Linked DNA regions of Homo sapiens: region 2 is linked to region 1. Evidence: read pairs that join two places in POLR2A ChIA-PET (ENCODE). Cell type or tissue: GM12878. All regions are shown on one strand. Region 1 overlaps MRPL44 (mitochondrial ribosomal protein L44). Region 2 has its middle 94 kb from the start of FAM124B.

Evidence for each region. ChIA-PET counts read pairs that join two places held together with the same protein. Peaks named below come from ENCODE experiments on the same cell type or tissue, not always from the same donor. Only the 100,000 strongest peaks of a DNase experiment are listed, where the experiment ranks them.
Region 2: POLR2A ChIA-PET joins it to region 1 with 5 read pairs; 1 of 35 experiments calls an interaction of 5 or more read pairs at or near these places.

What each region holds. Positions count from the first base shown.
Region 1 is chr2:223,962,927-223,966,926 of GRCh38, reverse strand. MRPL44 (mitochondrial ribosomal protein L44) reads right to left here. Exons shown (of 4, transcript NM_022915.5): 3 at 2,993-3,171; 4 at 1-64. Among named protein-coding and RNA genes, the nearest start is that of MRPL44, 7.5 kb to the right of the region's middle. In GM12878, no CTCF peak of the experiment used is centred here; no DNase peak of the experiment used is centred here; H3K4me3 peaks cover 546 bases.
Region 2 is chr2:224,306,045-224,310,044 of GRCh38, reverse strand. No RefSeq gene overlaps it. Among named protein-coding and RNA genes, the nearest start is that of FAM124B, 94 kb to the left of the region's middle. In GM12878, no CTCF peak of the experiment used is centred here; a DNase peak (open chromatin) is centred at 1,584.

The DNA of each region.
Region 1 (4,000 bases):
AGCAGCCTCTTCTTCTGCAACCAATACTGTTTCCCCAGGTCCTTCTGCAATCAACTTTTTATCACTAGAAAGAGAACAAACAGTAGTCTTAAATTACATGGAATATTGTAAGACAGTACACAAAGCAGTTATAAAGCAATTATGCCTTCTACATCTATTTCAATAATACCCATTAGAAGTAACACAATAGCTCTGATAGATCATCTTTTGGATTTTAACTAGATTTGTTGCAAGTTCATTACATATGGTAATTAGACAAAGATACACTTACGTTTCCTTAGAAATATATACAACTCTGTCAAGTCAAAAAAGCAAGTCGTATCTAGGTTTTCAATTGTTGATGAGAGAATTGGAAGAATATGTAAATAAATATCTCCCTACAAAAACCTGAAACTAGTAAAAATATTATCAGGAATTATGACTATTTTTATTTTTAATGTGTGATATAACTTGGGAAAAATAAATATCTCCTTACAAAAACCTGAAACTAGTAAAAATATTATCAGGAATTATGACTATTTTTATTTTTAATGTGTGATATAACTTGGGAAAAGATTCTGTTGAAAAAATTATGCCTTTTGAGTCTGTCATTTAAACTTTAACACAAATAAGAAACCAGAAACCAGCTCTATATTTCAAATTAAGAACTTTAGGCTGGGCATGATGGCTCACACTTTTTTTTTTTTTTTTTGAGACTGAGTCTCACTCTGTCGCCCAGGCTGTAGTGCAGTGGCACGATCTTGGCTCACTGCAGGCTCCGCCTCCTGGGTTCGCGCCATTCTCCTGCCTCAGCCTCCTGAGTAGCTGGGACTACAGGTGCCCGCCAACGCACCCGCCAACACGCCCAGCTAGTTTTTTGTATTTTTAGTAGAGACGGGGGTTTCACCGTAGCCAGGATGGTCTCGATCTGACCTCAAGATCCGCCCGCCTTGGCCTCCCAGTGGCTCACAGCTTTAACACCAACACTTTGGGAGACCAAAGCAGGAGGACTGCTTGAGCCCAGGAGTTAGGGATCAGACTAGGCAACATAGTGAGACCTCTGAAAAAAAAAGAAAAAAGAAAGAAGATAAATAGTAATTAAATAAAAAGGAAAAAAAAAGAGCTTCAAAACAGGCTCAGATTTTTAAATCATTTTATATATTTCTAATCCACTCTAATTTATTCCCAAGTGAGGTAACACTCAATGTTGGCTATGAGTATTCTATCGATAAATCTAATGTAGGTATTCCTCTGCTTTACTGGTATTTCTATATCATAACCATTTATCTTCTTTAAAAATGTAAAATGTTCCTTCAAGGGAGCAAAGAATGTAGAATGTGCACATCAAATAACTATAATCCTATTTGTTTTGCTACTTCTGAAATATATTTAACTACTTCCTGGAAATTTTCTGACCTAAAATTTCATCTGTGCAATTCAAAGAAGCATCTCCTGAAAGTTTAATGCATAGCAACTGCATTTACTAAATCAGATTCAATCGGCAACTGCATTTACTAAGTCAGATTCAATATAAGCTGATTTGAAAGTGAAGACCGAAACCAAATTAAAGAAAAACTAGTGAAGCTACACAAATAAAACAACAACAATATGAAATAAATTTGCTAAAAAACATCTGTTATGACAATAATTGGAAATGAAACAAAGGTTCTATTAAGTTAAACTTTATAATAATAAACACATACAAATTTGCACAAAGTTTGAGAATCAGAAAAAGTCATCTTGAAGTGAATAACAAGCACAGAATTTTGTTTTTAGTCTAATGTTGCTGGTTTTATCACTGATCACGTTTTAAAAAGTCATTATGTAAAATCTACAAAAACACTACTATCCAATAGTAATCACTGTAGTGATATGGCAAATTACTTCTTACATTTTTTTTTTTAGATAAAAGATCATTCTCCAAAATGTCCCAATCTCATTAAAAATTCTTTTAAAATGTCGCCTGTAATAGCTGTACTATATTCCATCATGTATACGTATCATTTCCCTCTTGTGGAATATCAAATTTATTTCTAATTGTTTTTTAGTTCAACAACTATTTACTGACCACCATGTCCCAGCAACTGTTCAAAGTATGGAGCATAAAGAGGTAAACAACAAACGTCTTTGTTCACAAAATTTGCCTGTAAATCTAAGGCAAACAACCCAAAGTTGAAATACCAAAATCAAAGAACATAAAAAATTTTAAGATGCTTGGCATTTTGTCAAAATTATTCACAGAAATATGGTACATTTTTTTCCTACCAGCAGTATATAAACTGATGATAAAAGATATGTTTAAAAGGTTTGCCAATCAGGTAAGTAACAAAGAGTATCTCACTGTTTTTGCATTTCAATAGATAAAACTTTATACAACACTATCCATTTTCCCCATGTGGTAACTTCTATTTCTTTTATACTTATAAAGTCTTTCGTGATACAAGGATTAGAAAAATATTTACCTAAATTTTAATCTAGCTATCTTAAATATTCAATATTTACATTTAACACTTTAATCTTAACATCTGAGATTAATTTGGGGCAAGTCAACTTTTTACTAACAAAACTAAAAAGCTCTCAACATGGGTTGATTTACACATTTTGATGGATAACTAAGGCCCTTCCTTTTCCAGTTCTAGGCTCAGTTGAAGCTACTGACAAGAATGGATTAAGGTTGAATCTCTAACACGAACAAGTCAACATTTGTACTTCTACACAGAAAAATTTAAGATAACACACTGAAAGTCTATAGCAAATAGTTGGCTGACAAAAGCTATTAGCAAAACTCAGATTCTTCCTAAGCATAACTAGCGGGAAGGGAAGTAGTAAATAATAACCATGGGGAAGAGATTTTTAAAAAATCTTTTCATGCAATTAGAAGTTACGTTAAGGAATCTGAAGAGGTTATGTTAACATTCCTTATGGAATGTGAAGAGTGTTTTTAAGGCTTTGTGAGGAGTCTGTTTTTAGGATTTCCTCAAAGTTATAAAGTTAAGATTAAAATTTCACTAACCAGTATAAGCCAACAAAATACAAAGGCAAAGCTGTGGTGCCACCAGACTGCCTAGTAAGTCTTGATTCAGGAGCTGAAACATTCCTTTTCTTCAGTTCTTCTACCAATAGCCCCATGGGATTTATTATCTTCCACATCTCAAAGAGCTCTTTTCCAGTCATTTGAGTAATTAAGAAGTCCTGCATATAAAAATATAATTTATACATTTTAATTAGTAGAAAGAACATTAGGACAATTCAAAATACATTTTTTACACTTTTTAAATTAGAGAAGCCACAGAGTACATTTTTAACAGAAATTTAAAACTTAATGGGAAACGAAAGACAAAAATGTACTATTCTTTTTCATTCCCACAGTTTTTACACTAATTTTATTGCAAAAATCATAGTTGGATTAAAAAAATTTGCAAGCCCGAGAAACCTATTTCAAGCAGTATGATCTACCAAAATTCCACAGAAGGTAGAATCCTATAATTTTTTTTTTCTTTTTTGAGACAGGGCTTCACTCTATTGCCTAGGCTAGAGGTGCAGAGGCGTGATCACAAGTAGACTGAAACCTCGACCTCCTGGGCTCAAGCAATCCTCCTAGCTCAGCCTCTTCAGCAGCTGAGACTACAGGTGCACACCACCATACTCGGCTAGCTTTTAAATTTTTTATAGAGATGAGGTCTCCATAAGTTGCCCAGCCTAGTCTCGACTCCTGGCCTCAAAGGATCCTCCTGCCTTGGCTTCTCAAAGTATTGGAATTACAGGCATTAGTCACCGTACCCTGCCCTATCTTATAATTTAGAATTATATTCCTACTAGTAAGAAAAAAATTATTTAAAGAATTAACGAATAAAAAGTAGTAACTTCTCATAGAAACTCATGTAAAATGGCACTCAGGGCCTCTAAATAACAATACTTCCTCCATTAATAATGTTTTTAAAAACTCTGCCAGGTGAGGTGGCTCACACCTGTAATCCCGGCACTTTGGGAGGCCAAGGCAGGCAGATCACTTGAGGCCAGG
Region 2 (4,000 bases), 340 kb before region 1:
CATGCCGTGAGGAAGGAGGGAGGGAGCAGGCTCGGGAGAAAACTGGAGGCTACAGAGACATATCAAGGGCTGGGACCCAGGAGGACGCAAATGAGTGGAAAGGGGCTGGCAACCCCAACCCAAATCCCTGTGGAGGCACAACCCCTATTCCAAGATAGAGCCTCCTAAGTCTGAGAGAGAGAAAAGGTGCTGAAGATCACACTTGGGCACTGCACGGGGAAGTGAGTGAACTGAGCCTTGGCCAGGCTGAGAACTAGGACAGATGGTATTGTCCAATATAAATATAATACAAGGCACACAGGTAGTTTAAAATGTTCTAATATCCACATTTAAAAATACAAAAAAGAAACAAATGAGATTATTTTTAGTAATATATTTTATTCAACCCACTGCATTCAAAATAGGATCATTTCAACATACAATCAATATAATGAGACATTTTTCATTCTTTTTTTTTTCTGCTAAGGCATCCAAATCCAGTGTATTTATAGCATCACTCTAGCCATATTTCAAGTTCTCAAGAGCTGCCTGTGGCTGGTGGCTACCGCATTGGACAGCGCAGGCTGAGGAATTAGGGGTCGGTTTAACCAGCTGGATGCAGTATGAGGCCAGACCACTCCCTGGAGAACACTACAGCAGAAATGTTCCTGACCACACTGTGGTTTGCAATAGTAGCTTGTTGGGAAAAAGAAGGGAACTTTTAGATGACATTCATCAGAAAAATTCCCAGACCACACCTACTGTGGAACTTCAAGCCACTTCAGCCATAAACCATCCCAGGTGCTTTCTGTAGGTTTGACCTTGTTCTTGAAGCTATGAGCCTGTGTCAGTTGGGTCGAGGGCCAGTCTGAAAGGACCACATCAAACCAAGCCTCACTGAGCCTCCCTTAGACTTCTAACCAAAATGCATTCCATTAACTTGATTACATTGAAAAATGTAAAGTTCAATGAGAAAAATGTGTCATATATGTTTAACACTCTATTCTCACTATAATCAGTACTCTCAACTCAATTTTGTAGTATTTAACCTTTACAAATTCCCTTCGGATTGGGTTCATCCATTTTAAGAGAGAACTGCACCATTATAAGCCAAGGATAGGTCATTGTATAATACCTGCCTAAAATACATATTATCCTGTCTCCTTAGCTGTCCTTTATTCATTTTCTTGTTTTAGTTCTCTGCAAGAATTTACAAGCCTTTAGGTTAAGAACTCAAGGACTTTATTGTCCTTAAAGGGTCAACCAACCAAACAAACCTTGAGCAGGTCAGACGTGTACAGAAAATAGAGTTCATGGACTACCTGTCCACTTTGTTCCTCTCACAGATCAGGGTTCACCTGCTCACCCTTTGACAGGCCACTTCTGATTTGATAAGTCTCAGGCAAACTGTCAAGCCCTCAAGATGTTAAAAAAAAATCCATTGTAAAGTTCTTTAACAAGCACATCTTTCAAATATCCTTTTGGGAAATCACCAGAATTTTATTTGCAGCTTCCTTCTTTCTCTTAAGTAAGAAAACCAAAAACTCGGCATAGCAGTTCTTTTGTGAGTCAGGTTTATGCCAAAGCTCAGCTACTAATTTGCAAAGGTCATCTGAAGTTAACCCTCCCTCACCAGCTGAAAGTGAAACAAACATGCAAATATGCCTTTCACAGGAATAATGTCACCTTAATCCTAAAAGCAGTATAAATGTTTTATATATTGAGGAAAGTATCTGGGCCAGGGATTTATCATGTAATAAAAGACTAAATATTATTTATGTCATGGGCCCCTATTCAAGGCATGCTAAATTCTTCTTGTCTGTTGCTGACATTGCCTCTGACATTGTGATGTGTAAGGCAGAGGTCTCCAACCTTTTTGGCACTGGGGACTGGTTTTGTGGAAGACAATTTTTCCATGCATAGGATAGGAGGATGATTTCGGGATGAAACTGTTCCACCTCAGATTATCAGGCATTAGATTCTCATAAGGAGCATGCAACCTAGATCCCTTGCATGCACAGTTCACAATAAGGTCGCACTTCTATTAGAATCTAATGCTGCCACTGATCTGACAAAAGGCAGAACTCAGGTCATAATGCTCCTTCGCCTGCCGCACACCTCCTGCTATGCAGCCTGGTTCTTAACAGGCCACGTGGTAATGGTCCGTGGCCCAGGGGATTGCGGACCCCTGGTGTAAGGCCTGACTCACAGTGAACTTTCCTCCGTGGTGGTCACAATTTTTGTGGCAGCAGTTGCTGACTTTATAAGTATTCTTCCTGCTCTTTCTCTTTTTCCAAATTTGACCCTTTTTATTATACTTTTCTCTCCTTAATGCACTACAGAAGCATTTAATACAGGCACAAAAATCTACTAAACATCATAGCTTAGCTTAGCTATGATGTGCTTAAACATGCTCACAATGCTTACTTTAGCTTACAGTTGGGCAAAATCATCTAGCATAAACCTATTTCATAATAACGTGTTGAATATCTCATGTAATTTACTGCTGTTTTACTGAATGCATATTGCTTTCACACCATCATAAAGTTGAAAAATTCTAAGTTGAACCATTGTTAAGTTGGGGATGGAGTGAGTGTAGACTTTGCATCTGTAAATTTTTTTTGGTAGTCGATGATTTGTGATTTGTATATTAACTTCACTGAGCTATAATTTATATCCAATCAAATGCTTACATTTTAAGAACAATTTTCTATGAGTTTTTAAAAATCAACTTTATTGTGGAATAATTTACATATAATAAAATAGCCATTTTAAGTGCACAATTCTGTATGTTTTGACAAATGGTTACAGTTGTGTAACTACCACCATAATCAAGACCTAGAACATTCTCTCTACCCCAAGATTGCCCTTATAGCACCCATAACTTTTTAAACAATAACTTCTAGTATTGACAAGAAATATTATTTGCCAAGCATGAAAGGGGTAGGTGGGAGACACTGAGTCATTCTATTTTTAACAGTAAAATATCGGATAATAGACTTTTTCAGATATTCTTAGCATTATTGGAAGGAGTAAAAAAATTACTGAGAACTCTAATATCATTGCTTATTTTCTAGCATCATTATTATGATTTGAGACAGGGCCTCACTCTGTCAGCCAGGCTGGAGTGGCCACATCACAGCTCCCTGCAGTCCTAACTTCCCAGGTTCAAGCCATCCTCCCATTTCAGGCCCCACTCACTGCCCTGAGTAGCCAGGACTGGAGGCACACGTCATCATGCCAGGCTAATTTTTAATTTTTTTTGTAGAGATGGGGTCTCACTGTGTTGGCCCAGCTGGTCTTGAACTCCTGGGCTCAAGCAATTGGCCTCCCAAAGTGCTGAGATTAGAGGCGTGGGCCACCATGTCTGGCCCCAGCATTATTATTGGGGGAAAAATAAGAGCTATTTGGTTTTCAGAAGGAAGAATTCCCTGATCCGATGATTGTAAAAGTCAGAAATTTTAGGCTGAACTCTCTTCAAACAGCTATGTAACGTTGAACTTCAGGGGGAAAAAATTTAAAAGACTAGGATGAGAAACTTTGCTGAGATCAATTCTCAAATCCTTATCCCAGCTTCTGTGAGTATCTGAGCCTGTGTGGAAACGAGGAAGATGCAAATTATTTCACTGCTCCACAATAAAAACCAAATAATAGAAGAGTCAGAGTTCCTCAAGGAGAAAGCATTTATTTCTGCTCTTGAGTTACATTTATCTCCAGGGAAGGCTTGATATCTGAATATATATTTCAGAAGATCTAGATTCACTGTCAAGGGAACATGTCTGAAACTTCAAGTATAAGCACTAGTCTTCTATGTAAGTAAAATAGTAGGAACATTATACCATATAAGACTTATTATGTGCCCAGCGCTGTCTTAAATCCTTTTGCTATATTAACATTATATATATGTGTATATATATATATATATATATATTTATTTATTTATTTATTTTGAGATGAAGTCTTGCTCTGTCACCCAGGCTGGAGTGCAGTGGTGTGACCTCGGCTCACTGCAACCTCCACC